2 separate regions of the Homo sapiens genome follow, and region 1 is linked to region 2. Evidence: chromatin contacts called from ENCODE Hi-C or POLR2A ChIA-PET data. All regions are on one chromosome and are shown on one strand. The core of a region is the stretch at or near the end of the contact, and the rest is flanking DNA. Distances in the headings are between cores, read along the strand shown.

Region 1 (7,132 bases), core at 4,514-7,013, 140 kb after region 2:
TCCCACGGCTGGGAATGCTTATCCCCCAGATAAGGACACAGCCAACTCCCTCACCTCCTTCTGTCTGTGCTCAAATCTCACACTTCAGTGCAGCCACCCTACCCACTGCCCATCCTAGCCCCTTAACCCAGCTGCTCCACTTTGTCCACAGCACACAAACACCAGCCTCCCAATTCTGTATCAGTTACTTGTTTATATTGATCGCTTATCTTCGATCTCCCTCTGCTCACAGTTAAGCACAGTGGGAACTCAGCAACATTTGTTGACTGAGTGGTGGTTTCCACTTGGGATAATTAAAAAATAATTACAGCGACAAATGTGCCTGAGAAGGAAGTGGCAGAAATGGCAAAGTTTGTAATAGTCCATTTGACCCACTGGTTTTCAAACTGCCCCCCAGAGCCCCAGAGTGACGGGCAAGATGAAACACAGGGGGGACCCCTCAATACCCCACCTTCAAATTATAACAGCACATGTTCCAGCAACGCCACTTCTGGGTATATATGCAAAATAATTGAAAGCTGGGTCTCAAAAACATATTTGTACACCCATGTTTACAGAATTATTCACCATAGCCGAGAGTTGGAAGCAACCCAAATGCCCATCTACAGATGAATAGATCAACAAAATATGATATATACACACAGTGGAACATTATTCAGTCTTGAAAAAGGAAGGAAATTCTGACACGTTACAACACGAATGAACCTTGAAAAGTTGTGAAATAAGCCAGTCACAAAAAGATAAAATGCTGTACAATTCCACTTAAGTAAGGTATGAGGAGTAGTCAAATTCATAGAGACAGAAAGTAGAATGAATGGTGGTGGCCAGGGGCTGCGGGGAGGAGGAACAGGGGAGGGAAGTGGTTGTTTAATGGGTGTGGAGTTTCAGATCTGCTAGTTGGAAAGTTCTAGAGATTTGTTGCACAACGATGTGAATATACTTGACATTACTGAACTACACACTTAAAATGATTACGATGGTAAATTTCATGGTATGTGTATTTTATCGCCATTTTTACCTTAAAAAAAAAAATAGGGGCCGGACACAGTGGCTCACGCCTGCAATCCCAGCACTCTGGGAGGCTGAGGTGGGTGGATCACCTGAGGTCAGGAGTTCGAGACTACCTGGACAACATGGTGAAACCCCGTCTCTACTAAAAATACACAAAAATTAGCTGGGCGTGGTGGCGAGCACCTGTAGTCCCAGCTACTCAGGAGGCTGAGGCAGGAGAATCACTTGAATCCAGGAGGCGGAGGTTGCAGTGAGCCGAGATTGCGCCATTGCACTCCAGCCTGGGTGACAAGAGCAAAACTCTGTCTCAAAAAGTAAATAAATAAAAAATAAATTAAAAATTTAAAAAAAATTTAAACATTTAAAAATCACAATAGTAAATGCTTGGCAAATGTTAGCCACGTGTCACCTCTTTCTACATATCATCTCATTTTCTCTCAATAATCCTACAAGGTGGGTGCTATTATCACCCTTCCACAGATGGGGACAGAGAGGCCCTGAGAATTGAAGGTCAAGGTCACTGGACGAGTCATGTGGTATTTCAACTTGTGCCTGGGTCTTAGGCCACGGGCAGCCATCTTCACAATGATGCTGTTCTACCTCTCTGGTGTGGTTTACACCCTGGCCAAAGATTTCCAACACAATTTGAAAACCAGCAAATTGGATGAATCTGACCAGCTCCCATCTATCCACAGGCTCACATCCCACTTCTGAGCCCCAGGCACCTGTGGACGGGCCTAACCTGCCTTTCCTGCTTTGTTTTCTTTCACTCCCTGCTTCCAGCTCATCCTCAGCTAAACTGCACTCCCCTGCTTCCAGCCCACGCTGGGATACCACCTCGGGCCTCAGCTCAGGCTGTTCTCTCCGTCTGGGTCCCCCTGTCCAAATAGTGCCCTTTCCAAAAGCACAGTTAAATAATAAAATCAGCTTAGATTTTCTGGGGCCTACTTCCATGATCCCACTTCAGCTTCCCAACAACCTTATGAAGAAGAGACAATCGCTGTCCCCACTTTACAGATGAGAAAACTGAGACTCACAGAAGCGGAGGTCACACAGCTGGCAAGTCCTAGGATGCTCCTTCCAGGCCTGTGTGACCTCAAACCCCAAGTCCTTCTCCACTTTACTAAGGTGGGGGGTCAGGGGTTGCCACGCACCTCCCTGGATTTGTCCAGCGAATGTGGGGCCTGCCAACTCTGAAGCTCCAAAGACTTCGTCTGGGCCCCTCCACCTCTCCTTGGACATAATGGCCGGTTGCTAATGTGTCTGTCTCCCTGACCAGGAGGGTCAGGGTGAGAGTGGATGAAGCCCAGGGCACCAGGGATTCGCAATTAATATTTTCGTTATTCATACCAGTGTAAGACAGCTGGCCCCTCCACTCCCGCCTCTAACCCAACCCTTTGTGATTTTTATTTTTTTTATTTTATTTTTTTGAGATGGAGTCTTGCTCTGTTGCCAGGCTGGAGTGCAGTAGCTCGATCTCGGCTCACTGCAACCTCCACCTCCCGGATTCAAGCGATTCTCCTGCCTCAGCTTCCTGAGTAGCTGGGACTACAGGTGCATGCCACCATGCCCAGCTAATTTTTGCATTTTTAGTAGAGACAGGGTTTCACCATGTTGGCCAGGATGGTCTCAATCTCTTGACCTCGTAATCTGCCCTCCTTGGCCTCCCAAAATGCTGGGATTACAGGTGTGAGCCACCACGCCTGGCCTGTGATTTTTCTTTATCAAATTTACCACCACCTGACAATGTATTATAGGTTTATTTATGGTCTATCTCCCTCACTAGAGGAAGCTCAGAAAGGCAGTGGCTTTTGGGTCACAATCCCTGATACATCCTAGGACAGCACCTGGCAGAGCAGGGGTTCAATCCCTGTGTGCTGAATGAAACAACCCACAACTGAAAAATGACTTCAGCAGATTTTTTTGAAGGACAATATCATTTTATATAAAGTGAGGTCCCCAATATGCTCAAGAGGGCCTCCCTATAGGTGGACATCATTATTGAGCACCTACTAAGCAAACTTGGCCCTGGTCCTGGATGTCACAGGGGTTACAGTCAGGGTGGTGTACAGGGTACAGGCAGGAATTAATCCCAGCAATGAGAGTATAATTCCACCCTGAACTTAACCTCTGACATACCAGTAGAAGTCTTGTGGCCTGGGCATTTGGAGTACAAGTCTGGCTAGGGCTAAAATGTGAAGAATGAGAAGATGTTACCTGGGAAAAGGGAGGCAGGGGGTAGAAGTGGCCTGGAAGAGCAGGTGCAAAGGTCCCAAGGAGGGAGGGGTGGCATGCCTGGGCACAGAGGGCTGTTGATAAGTGGTCTGAGATGCGGCTGGAGGTGTAGGCCAGGGGACAGTGGTACATAGCCTTCTGGTCCATGTAAAAGGTTTTTTCTCTTTTCCTTAAGAAAGTGGGAAGCCAAGGCCAGGCGCGGTGGCTCACGCCTGTAATCCCAGTACTTTGGGAGGCTGAGGCGGGCAGATCACGAGGTCAGGAGTTCAAGACCAGCCCAATATGGTGAAACCCCATCTCTACTAAAATACAAAAATCAGCCGGGCATGATGGTGGGCGCCTGTAGTTCCAGCTACTTGGAAGCCTGAGGCAGGAGAACCGCTTGAACCTGGGAGGCGGAGGTTGCAGTGAGCTGAAATTGCATCACTGCACTCCAGCCTGGGTGACAGAGTGAGACTCTGTCAAAAAAAAAAAAAGAGAGAAGAAAGAAAGAGAGAGAGAGAGGGAGGGAGAGAGGGAGGGAGGGAGGGAGAGAGAGAGAAAGAGAGAGAAAGAGAGAGAAAAGAAAAGAAAAGAAAAGAAAAGAAAAGAAAAGAAAAGAAAAGAAAAGAAAAGAAAAGGAGAAAGAAGAAAATGGGAAGCCAGAGCGGGGTTTTAGGCAGAGGGTGGTACCATGATATCAGGGCAGCTTGAAGCGGAGGTCGGCTAAATGGAAAGTGGATTGGATTTCACTCTCACCCCTTCTGCCTGCTGTCACACGTTCCAGAGAGCCAGTTCCCCACTCCTCATCAGCAGCCCCGGTTTATAATGTACAACACTGTTTACAAAACACACAGGCCAAAAGAGAACACAATGAGAAACCACCCACTGACATTTCTTAGGTCCCACGTTAGCCAGCCCTGGTGGCTGATCAGCCTTTGTAGCCCAGTGGTACCAGAGTAGAGAGAGATGGTTTGAGCCTTATGAGGAACTCTCCAGACCCCAGCTTTTGTGGGAGCTACATGCTGAGCTATGACAACCTAATCGATGAACTCCTCCTGTCCAACTCCTCCTTGGGCCTTAGGACTAAAAAGTATAAAGTCTCCCAAAGTGTCAGATACTGCACTGGGCCTTTTGTGGCTTCAGCTCCTTTAATTTTCACAACAACCTTGGAGACAGGTCATTTAACTTGCCTGATCCCACTCAGTTACAAAGCTGCAAAGCTAGCACCTGAGCCCATCTCTGTCTGATGCTGCACACGAGGGCTTGAGGCCACTCTAATACCGATCTCTTCTGCTGTCTTCATGTACTTCACAGTTGGGGAAATGCCAGTGGTCTCCCCTGTGCCCAGCCCTCCCTCCCCAGGCTGAAGGGCAGGGCTTTATTCCACCCTCTGGAGTGTACTTCCTGAGGGCAGCGCTCCTTTTTGTTCACTGCTGTATCCTCGTTGCCTAAACAATGCACACAGTAGGTGCTCAACAAATATTTGGTGAATGAACAAATGGATGTTCCCAAAGCTTAAAAGAGTGTCATATTTTCTGCAATGAACACTGAGTTAGGAAAAAGGGGGCTCATGTGCTGACTCCTACTTCGAGTTAGGTAGTAGTCTGGGATTCTAGCCTGGCCCTGCTCCTAATTCCCAGTGCAACCCCAGGGAAGGGCCAGGCAGCCTGGTCAGGGCAAAGGCATTGTGGAGGCCAACTCTGTGCGAAGCACTGGGTCAGGCTCTCCAGGCAGGTAGCCCAGGTTTTTATCTCTTGCTTCCTAGCTGTGTGGTCTTGGGGAAGTTACCTCACCTCTCTGAGCCTCAGTTTACCCAGCTGTAAAATCCACTCAAAAGTCAGCAGCAGTAATTCTTCCCTCCTGTAACTTCAGGCATGGGCACCAGAAGACATGGCCTCCTTGTAACATGAGGAGCCTGGTTTTTCTCCAGAGGCTCCCCAAGCCCTCCTGGAATTCTCTGTTTGAGAGTCTGCGGGGGGACAGGGAGACAGGAGGCGGGGGAGTCCTAGAGGCCTTCCTGACGGGGGCGTGGAGGGGCCACGTGGGGCAAGGGGAAGCACAGGGACCTCTTGTGACCTTGGGCAAGCCCCCTTCCTCTCTGACCTTGACCAGCGTCCTCATTTGTCAAGGGAGCGGCTGGGTGACCTCTAAGAACTCGGAGGCCGAGGCCGGAGTCGCCCGAGTGCTCCGCCCAGCCTCAGTTTCCCCCTCTGCCTCCCCAAGATTTCTAAAAGCACTTCCGGCTCTGAAAACAAACCAACCACCAGCAGGCGGCCTGGGCTTAGGGCAGGCAGCGCCAGGGAGCGCGCGGCCGCTTCCTGGTGGGTCCAGTGTCCCCGGGGTGGAGGGCGGGGCGCAGGGCAAAGGGCCCCGGGGCTGGGCCGGGCTCCGAGTGCCCCGCGTGGGGCCGGCGGGGAGTGGCCCAGCGAGGTGCGCGCCACCGTGGCCTGGCGGCTCCTCCGGGGCCCCCTTACCTGGAGGCGGCTGCGAAGGCAAAGGCGGAGGCGGCAAAACCGGCGAGCGGCTCCTCCCGCCCGGCCCGGCCCGGCCCCTCCCCTCCCCGCCGCGTCCCGGCCCCGGTCCCGGCCCGTCCCGCCGCCTGCCCCGAGCGCGCCTGGTCGCCACCGGCCGGGCGGAGCACTTAGGGAGCGCGGCGCGGGGGCGCGGGGCCTTCCAGGCTCTGACTCGCCAGCTGCGGGTCCCGACCTGGCTCGTCCCACCTCTGCCCCACCTCCACCACCCATCGCGACAGGGGTGCCGGCCTCTGCAGGTGACCGGCAAGCCCGCGGCGCCACATCTGTGTGTGGGTCCATTTACCCTCCAGGAAGCAGCGAGACAGCGCGGCGCGGGAGAAGGGCCCTGCAGGGTTGGACTTTGCAGAAACTGCCCGCGAAGGACTCGGCCCCGAGAGTGGCATGCCCCAAAGCCACATTTTGAAGACAAAGTCTTCAAAAATGTATAATGTAAACAAAGAACCAGCCGCAGAAACCGCCTTCCCGCACGTGTATGCAGCACTTTGTAGTTTGCAAAGTGTTCAGATATCTAAGTTCTTCCTGATTCTACTTTCATTTTCCCTAACGCTAAGTTTGGTCCTGTCTCAGGGCCTCTGCCTGGAGGCTCCCGTGCCTGGGACTCTCTGCCTTCAGACCTCCCTTTCCCCCAATCCATTTCCTGCTTTCCATTCTGGTCTCTTGGGATGGGATCTGAGAGTCTTCCCTGAGCACCCAGCACATTCAGTCATTGAACAAATTTACCGAGCACCTACTACGCGCCAGGTACAGTTCTTTTTTTTTTTTTTTTTTTTTTTTTGAGATAAGAGTCTCGCTCTGTCACCCAGGCTGGAGTGCACTGGCCCGATCTCAGCTCACTGCAACCTCCGCCTCCCGGATTTAAGCGATTCTCCTGCCTCAGGCTCCCTGGTAGCTGGTACTACAGGCGTGTGCTACCACACCCGGCTAATTTTTGTATTTTTAGTAGAGACGGGGTTTTGCTATGTTGGCCAGGCTGGTCTCGAACTCCTGACCTCTGGTGACCCACCCGCCTCGGCCTCCCAAAGTGCTGGGATTACAGGCGTGAGCCACCGCGCAGCCCCAACTAGACTTTAAAAGCCCTGGAGGTGGGCGGGTTTAGGCTGCCTTGCTCTCCGCTGTGTGCCCAGCCCCAGGGACTGTGCCTAGCACTTGCAGGTGCTCAAAAGAAGCACTTAATGAATGGATCTCTTTCCCCTAGCAACCCTGTGAAATTTCATCACACCCACTCTGAAGGAGAGGAAACCGAGGCTCAGGTCCAGACAATGCAGAAGCCACAGAGCTAATGAGTGCCAGAGCTAGGGCATGAATCATCGTGGCCTCAGAAGCTGTTGCCCTTACTCCCAGTGAAGACAATCTAGGGTTATGGGAGGAAA
Region 2 (7,076 bases), core at 1,762-4,261:
CTCTTGTCTCTAAAAAAGAAAAAAAAAGTCTCAAGTTCAAGATAATAACAGTATGGCCACAAGGTGGCACCATAACCCTGGCCCAATCTTAAAATAAAATTTTAAATTTTAGCACAGAGCGCATTATAACAAACATCAGCGGATCCATCACCCAGAATGAACAAATGTTAAAGTTATTGCCAGGTTTTCTTTAGTTAGTTTGTTTGTTTGAGACACTGTCACCGAGGCTGAAGTTCAGTGGCTATTCACACGTGTGATCATAGCTCACTGCAGCCTTGAACACTTGGCCTCAAGCAATCCTCTCACCTCAGTCTCACAAGTAGCTGAAACTAGAGTCGTGCACCACCACGCTCAGCTAATCTTTAGGTCTTTTTTTTAAAATAAAAGATATCAAGTATTGTGGGAAAAGTGAAAGCAGAAAGACTAATATTCTATGCACTACCTACAGATTTTTACAAAGCAACATTTATCAGGCAAAATTTTTTACTCATCTCATTCACAGCTCCACTGCCTTGGTTTCATAGCAGCAGAGAATTTAAGAGGCTTTGCACAACTTCACAGAGCAAGTGGCAGACTCTGGATGATGAACCCAGGATGCTGGGCTCCAAAATCCTTCCACACAGCACCTCTCAGGGTTGCAGCTGTTCACGTCAGAAATCCCTGGGCTCAAGGAGTTAGCACAGAGCTGAATGCATTACGATTGTGCTGATGGGAACACTAAAGCCAAGAGCTAGGTTTTTTTTTTGTTTTTTTGTTTTTTTGTTTTTTTTTTTTTTAGATGGAGTTTCGCTGTTTTTGCCCAGGCTAGAGTGCAGTGGTGTGATCTCAGCTCACTGCAACCTCTGCCTTGTGGGTTCAAGTGATTCTCCTGCCTCAGCCTCCTGAGTAGCTGGGATTATGGGCGTGCATCACTACACCTGGCTAATTTTGTATTTTTAGTAGAGACGGGGTTTCATCATATTGACCAGGCTGGTCTCGAACTCCTGACCTCAGGTGATCTGCCCGCCTTGGCCTCCCAAAGTGTTGGGATTACAGGCGTGAGCCACTGTGCCCGGCCAGCTAGTGTTAACATAGTATCAAAGACACAGATTACATCAGTGTCATTTAATCCCCTCAGCTACTCTGTGAGGTGGGTGCCATATTGTTCTGCTAACTATTACAGAAGAGAAAGCTGTGACCCAAGGAGATGGAGCCACTGGCCCTGTAATCCCAGAGCTGGGATGGAGCGGGGATCCCAAGCCATGTGTTTCTGACTCTCTGCCCAGGCTTGCTGTACTACGTTCTGTTCCTTGGGGGCATGGCAGAAATCGTCACAGTGGTGCAGTGTGGTGGCAAGGAGGAAGGACAGGCCTCCTCTATCTGCTTAAAAGATGCTTCTGTGGGCAAGGCTGGGGCTCTGAGCACCAAATAGCAGCTTAGAGTTGGCGGGTGGGTGCTGCAGGCTCTGAGGTGCCTGAGGGGAGGTTTTTGACCATCTGTAATGGGCTCTCTTTGCCATGGGCATCGAGCAGATCTGGGTTTCAGGTCCACTTCACCACTTGCTGCTGGTGATCTGGGGCAAGGCCCTTGGCCTCTCTGAACCCCAGTTTAACGTCTACCTCTCAGCATTATTGTAGGGGTCGGAATAAATAACTGGAGGAGTAGGAACCGTACAACAAAGCCCCTGGGGACAGCGCAGGAGCCTTCGATTTGGAAAGTATTATTTTTCTGTTTCTGTGGAGAAAAAATGATCCCACCCCGTTCTCTTTATACTACATTTTCTTTTTCTCTTTCTCTTCTTTCTTTCTCTTTCTTTCCTTTCTCTCTTTCTTTCTTTCCTTTTTTTTTTTTTTTTTTTTTTTTTTTTTGACAGAGTCTTGCTCTGTCACCCAGGCTGGAGTGTGCAGTGGCACAATCTTGGCTCACTGGAACCTCTGCCTCCCAGGTTCAAGCAATTCTCCTGCCTCAGCCTCCCGAATAGCTGGGATTACAGGCTCCCGCCACCACGCCCAGCTAATTTTTGTATTTTTGATAGAGACGGGGTTTTACCATGTTGGTCAGGCTGGTCTCGAACTCCTGACCTCAGGTGATCTGCCCACCTCCGCCTCCCAAAGTGCTGGGATTACAGGCGTGAGCCACCTCGCTGGGCCCACTTTCTCTGTTGATTATGCTTATTGTTTATTGTCTGTTTCTTCCACTAGAATGTAAGCTCCATGGAGGTGCGGATCTTTGTTTTGGCCACTGTAGTGTCCTGATGGGTCAGAACAGTGCCTGACATCTAGTGGATGCGCCTTAAAAGATGCATTGAAGTATCTGTTCAATGAATGAATGAATAACAGTATTAACCTGCACAGCAGTGTTAGGCAGAGACTCTTCTCAGCCAGAGGGGAGACGTACAGAGGGAGGTCACACCCAGGGGAAACCACACCCCACGCCTCTGCCTGCAGCGACTCTTAACACACCTGGCCTGGGGATTCTCAAATCTGTTCACGCTCTGTTAGACTAGGAGCGCCAACAGCTCAGGGACTTCATCCTTAGTACCTGGCCCCTTTGGGGATCGGGATGGTTTCTGCGGGAAAGGCCCTGGGGAAGGTTAGCTTCTTGCTCAAACTAACGGTGAAGAATGCCCAGAATTACTAACCCATTTTACAGATATGGCAACTGAGGCCCAGAGGGGTGTCAGGCGATTTGTCCAATATTTCCCAACTCCTGGCTCCCCTGAAAGCCCGGTGACCCCGTTGTGAGTGGGCAGGCACCCATTAGAGAGCAGCCCCTGGATAAGGGCAGGTCACAGCCCCCTGCTCCCAGTTCCGCCTGCGCCGCCGCCACGTGTGGGTTGGGAGGGGCATCTGAGGGTGTGGGGGCTGCCACAGCCCGGGAGGTGACCCCTCGCAGCTGGGGCGCTCTGATCTTCGGCCCACAGGCCCGGGGTGCCGGGACCCCGCCCTCCTGCAGGGCCAGGGCTCGGCTCTCCCCGCCCACCGCGAGGCGGGGCGCACGCTCCGCGGCGCGGGGACCGCGCGCTCCAGGCTGCACCCGGCCTCTCCTCCGCGCGTGCGGGCCCCTCGCGGCGCCTCCCGGGCTCGGGAGACCCGGTCCCGCCGCCCGCCCGGCCCGCGGCCGCCTCTTCCTCTCGCAGCCCCGCGGCGCTTGCCGCAGTCGCAGGCGGCGGAGCAGCCAGAGCGCCCCAGGTACCAGTGCGGGCGGGAGACGGAGGCGACCCTGCTGCCGGGTGGGGAGGGGGCGCCGCGCGGCCGCTGCCCTCCTCTTCCCGCGGGGCCTGGCGGCCCCGGCGAACCCCCGCGCCGCACAGGCCGTGTGCGCCGGATCCCGGTGCCTCCGCGCCAGCTGAGACCTGCCTTTCCCAGGGGCGGCTTTGCTCCGGCCCCTAGGCCCCCGCCCTGGTACCCCACACGCCCACCGGCCGCGGGGAGCCTGCTCCGGCCCGAGAGCGCCCATTCACCCCCCTCACCCACCTCCCCGCGTTCCCACTTCCCCGCACTCTGACCCGGCCGGACGCCCCTCCCCTATCTTGCCGCCCGCCCCCTCCAGGGGGCTCTGCTCCCACCCCAGGGAGCCCATCCGACCTCTGCTTGACTTCCCGCCGCTTCCTTCAGGGGCCTCGGCTCATCGGGTGCCCCTCCCCAAACTTCCAACCCGTTTGCTCCAGGAGTTCCTGCCCCATCCCCGAGGGCGCCCAAATAGCCACACTGTGTCCTCCTGTAGTCGCTGCCCCCTGACCTAGCGCGACCCAGCGCCCCCGCCCATGTCCCCCCACTCACCTCCCCCGGGGGGCGTGGTGAGTCGCGGTCTGTTCTCACGGACGGTCCCCGTCCAGCCTGCGCTTCGCCGGGGCCCTCATCTGCTTTCCCGCCACCCTATCACTCCCTTGCCGTCCACCCTCGGTCCTCATGGTCCCAGAGCCGGGCCCAACCGCCAATAGCACCCCGGCCTGGGGGGCAGGGCCGCCGTCGGCCCCGGGGGGCAGCGGCTGGGTGGCGGCCGCGCTGTGCGTGGTCATCGCGCTGACGGCGGCGGCCAACTCGCTGCTGATCGCGCTCATCTGCACTCAGCCCGCGCTGCGCAACACGTCCAACTTCTTCCTGGTGTCGCTCTTCACGTCTGACCTGATGGTGGGGCTGGTGGTGATGCCGCCGGCCATGCTGAACGCGCTGTACGGGCGCTGGGTGCTGGCGCGCGGCCTCTGCCTGCTCTGGACCGCCTTCGACGTGATGTGCTGCAGCGCCTCCATCCTCAACCTCTGCCTCATCAGCCTGGACCGCTACCTGCTCATCCTCTCGCCGCTGCGCTACAAGCTGCGCATGACGCCCCTGCGTGCCCTGGCCCTAGTCCTGGGCGCCTGGAGCCTCGCCGCTCTCGCCTCCTTCCTGCCCCTGCTGCTGGGCTGGCACGAGCTGGGCCACGCACGGCCACCCGTCCCTGGCCAGTGCCGCCTGCTGGCCAGCCTGCCTTTTGTCCTTGTGGCGTCGGGCCTCACCTTCTTCCTGCCCTCGGGTGCCATATGCTTCACCTACTGCAGGATCCTGCTAGCTGCCCGCAAGCAGGCCGTGCAGGTGGCCTCCCTCACCACCGGCATGGCCAGTCAGGCCTCGGAGACGCTGCAGGTACCTGGGGTGCGCAGGGAGACCCGGGCTGTGGGATAGAGAGGAATGAGCAGCCCCTGGGGACCCCCTGGGCATCCCCACTTAGCACACATTTGCTCATGGCCCTGCGTGGCTGTTGTGAGCGCCCACCTTTCTTCTGAACTCCAGAGCCAATGCCTGACCCACCCACCACAGGATAGCTCCGTCAGGATTTGGGGGCAGGCTTCTCCCAGGTACCATGTACAACAGGGAATTTATGGTGGCCCAACTCTCCCCATCTTTGCCTCCCTGGTCTTCCCCATCATGGCAAATGGCACCATTGCGGCATCACATGCCAGGAACTTAGGAATACTTTTCTCCCTCACCCTCATGCCATTCATTAGCGAGACCTGTTGGCGCTGCTCTAAACAGGTGCCATCTCCCCTGCCACTTCCTACCGGGGAGGCTGTGTAGACTTCTCCTGGCTCCCCTGCTTCTGCCGCAGACCCAGTACTCTCCATCTTCTGCATAGAAGCTGGAGCACTTAAAAAAGAAGTGATCATGTCACTCCCCTGCTTCAGACTCTTCAGGCTTCCCACCGTGCTCCAGATAAAGAAAACCTGTCTCAGGATCTGGCCTCAGGATCCCACACTGCCATCCTCTCCAGTGTCACCTCCCCTCTCCCTCTCTCTTACTCTGCAACAGCCTTGTGGCCTTTCTCACGGTTCTAGAAGGCACTGGGCTTACTTCTGTGCCCAGGTCTTTGCACTTGCTGTTCCCTGTGCCTGGAATGTTCTTCCCCCGGCTGCCTTCTTCCCAGGGGCCATCTTTGACCACCCTATCTGCAGGCCCATCTGCACTCTCCATCCCTGTTATTCTCCATAAGAACAAGTCATAAAAATGACTTGTTCATTTTGCCTCCCTGACTTGAATATAAGCTCCAGGAGGGTCACACATATTGAGATCAGTTTTTTTGCTTTTTTTTTTGTTTTTGTTTTTGTTTTTTTTGAGACGGAGTCTCGCTCTGTTGCCCAGGCTGGAGGGCAGTGGTGCGATCTTGGCTCACTGCAACCTCTGCCTCATGGGTTTAAGCGATTCTTCTGCCTCAGCCTCCTGAGTAGCTGGGATTACAGGCACCCACCACTATACCAGGCTAACTTTTGTATTTTTGGTAGAGATGGGGTTTCACCATATTGGCCAGGTTGGTCTTGAACTCCTGATCGAGGTCAGTTTTGATCCCCACTGTGCATAGTAGGTCCCATCTTGTTTCAGTGCCTGGGAATGGGGTAGGTGCTCTTAGCTCAAGGCCTTGCATTGTCTATAAGTGAGTGCCTGCTCTTGCCATCCAGGCCACAGTGCACCTGACTCCTATTGACCCCCTGGAGGGGTGGGTGTGTAGACCGACCAGGCCTGAGACCCAGTGACTTAGGTCGCAGGTCTTGAGGAAAGTCCCAGCTGGGCTCTTTTGGTGTAGCCCTGAGTGGTGAAAGCTCTAGGAGGGTGGGGGTTGCATTGGAGGTCACTGGGCACATGGGGACTTGGCAGAGGGGTGAAAGGCTAACACCCTCCTTGGCAGTCCCCCAGACAAGCTTGCCTGTCCCACCCAGGTGGGTGAGGCCCAAAGTTGCCCCTGCCTATCACCTGGGGTGGGGGCAGGGCCCCACATGGACTGGGAGTCCTGGCTGCCGCCCAGCTCCTTCTCCCTATCCCTGCTCCCTGTAGAACATTCTTGAGTCTTGGCAGGTGGCTGGGACTCTGACTTGCTTCTTCAGGGGTGGGATGGCTGCCTTAGGCCATATACCCTGGGTTCTTGCTTTTTGTTGTTGTTATTGTTGTTTTTTAAGAGACAGGGTCTTGCTCTGTCACCCAGGCTGGAGGGCTGGAATGTAGTGGCGTGATTATAGCTCACTGCAGCTTAGAATTGATCATAGCTCATTCCAGCCTGAAGAGCTGGTATGCACTGGCCCGATCATAACTCACTGAACTCTTGGGCTCAAGCGATCCTCCTGTCTTGGCCTCCCAAAGTGCTAGGGTTACAGGCTTCCCTGGGTTCTTGAAAAGGAGTGTTTCACAAGCTTCAGGCATTCAAGAACTGCCTGCGGATATCTTCCTTAATGCCTCTTCCACCACCACCTCCACACCTTAAGCCACTTAATTCACATGCACTTGGCATTTTATTTATTTATTTATTAGACACAGGGTCTCACTATATTGCCCAGGCTGGCCTCGAGCTCCCACTTCAGCCTCCCGAGTAGCTGGAATTGCAGGTGCATGCCCCCGTGCCTGGCATTCTTGACATTTTCTTTAAATCATCTCTTTTATATTTTTACTTCCACAAATTTGTGTAGAAAGAAAACTTCGTATCTCCTCTAGAAATGGAAAATCTGTATCCTTTGCCATAAATAGAAGGTGATCACAAACACCACTTCAGTGAAACTGAAGAAGCTCCAGCCCTATCACTGAAATGCAGCTTGGTGTGGTTGAGGTGATGAGCCTAGGGCCTGCTTTCTCTTT

Evidence for each region. A loop is a pair of places that touch in the nucleus more often than their neighbours do. ChIA-PET counts read pairs that join two places held with the same protein, here RNA polymerase II (POLR2A). Pooled maps may share reads with other maps.
Region 1: a map of GM12878 shows a loop between it and region 2 (2.5-fold over the local background). The contact joins the promoter of TMCO4 here to the promoter of HTR6 in region 2. A Hi-C loop is called at or near these places in 2 of 168 maps with a recorded cell type or tissue (both GM12878), 2 of 37 single-sample maps with no recorded cell type and 4 of 50 pooled maps. POLR2A ChIA-PET finds 5 or more read pairs at or near these places in 3 of 52 experiments (H1, HCT116 and activated CD4-positive, alpha-beta T cell).

The regions. Positions count from the first base shown.
Region 1 is chr1:19,794,153-19,801,284 of GRCh38, forward strand. It overlaps TMCO4 (transmembrane and coiled-coil domains 4), which reads right to left and starts at 5,764. Exons shown (of 16, transcript NM_181719.7): 1 at 5,703-5,764; 2 at 3,985-4,063. RefSeq lists a silencer at 5,509-6,008 and an enhancer at 5,932-6,432.
Region 2 is chr1:19,661,864-19,668,939 of GRCh38, forward strand. It overlaps HTR6 (5-hydroxytryptamine receptor 6), which reads left to right and starts at 3,012. Exons shown (of 3, transcript NM_000871.3): 1 at 3,012-4,604. The coding sequence starts at 3,891. RefSeq lists a silencer at 2,826-3,055 and enhancers at 2,834-3,806, 3,807-4,777.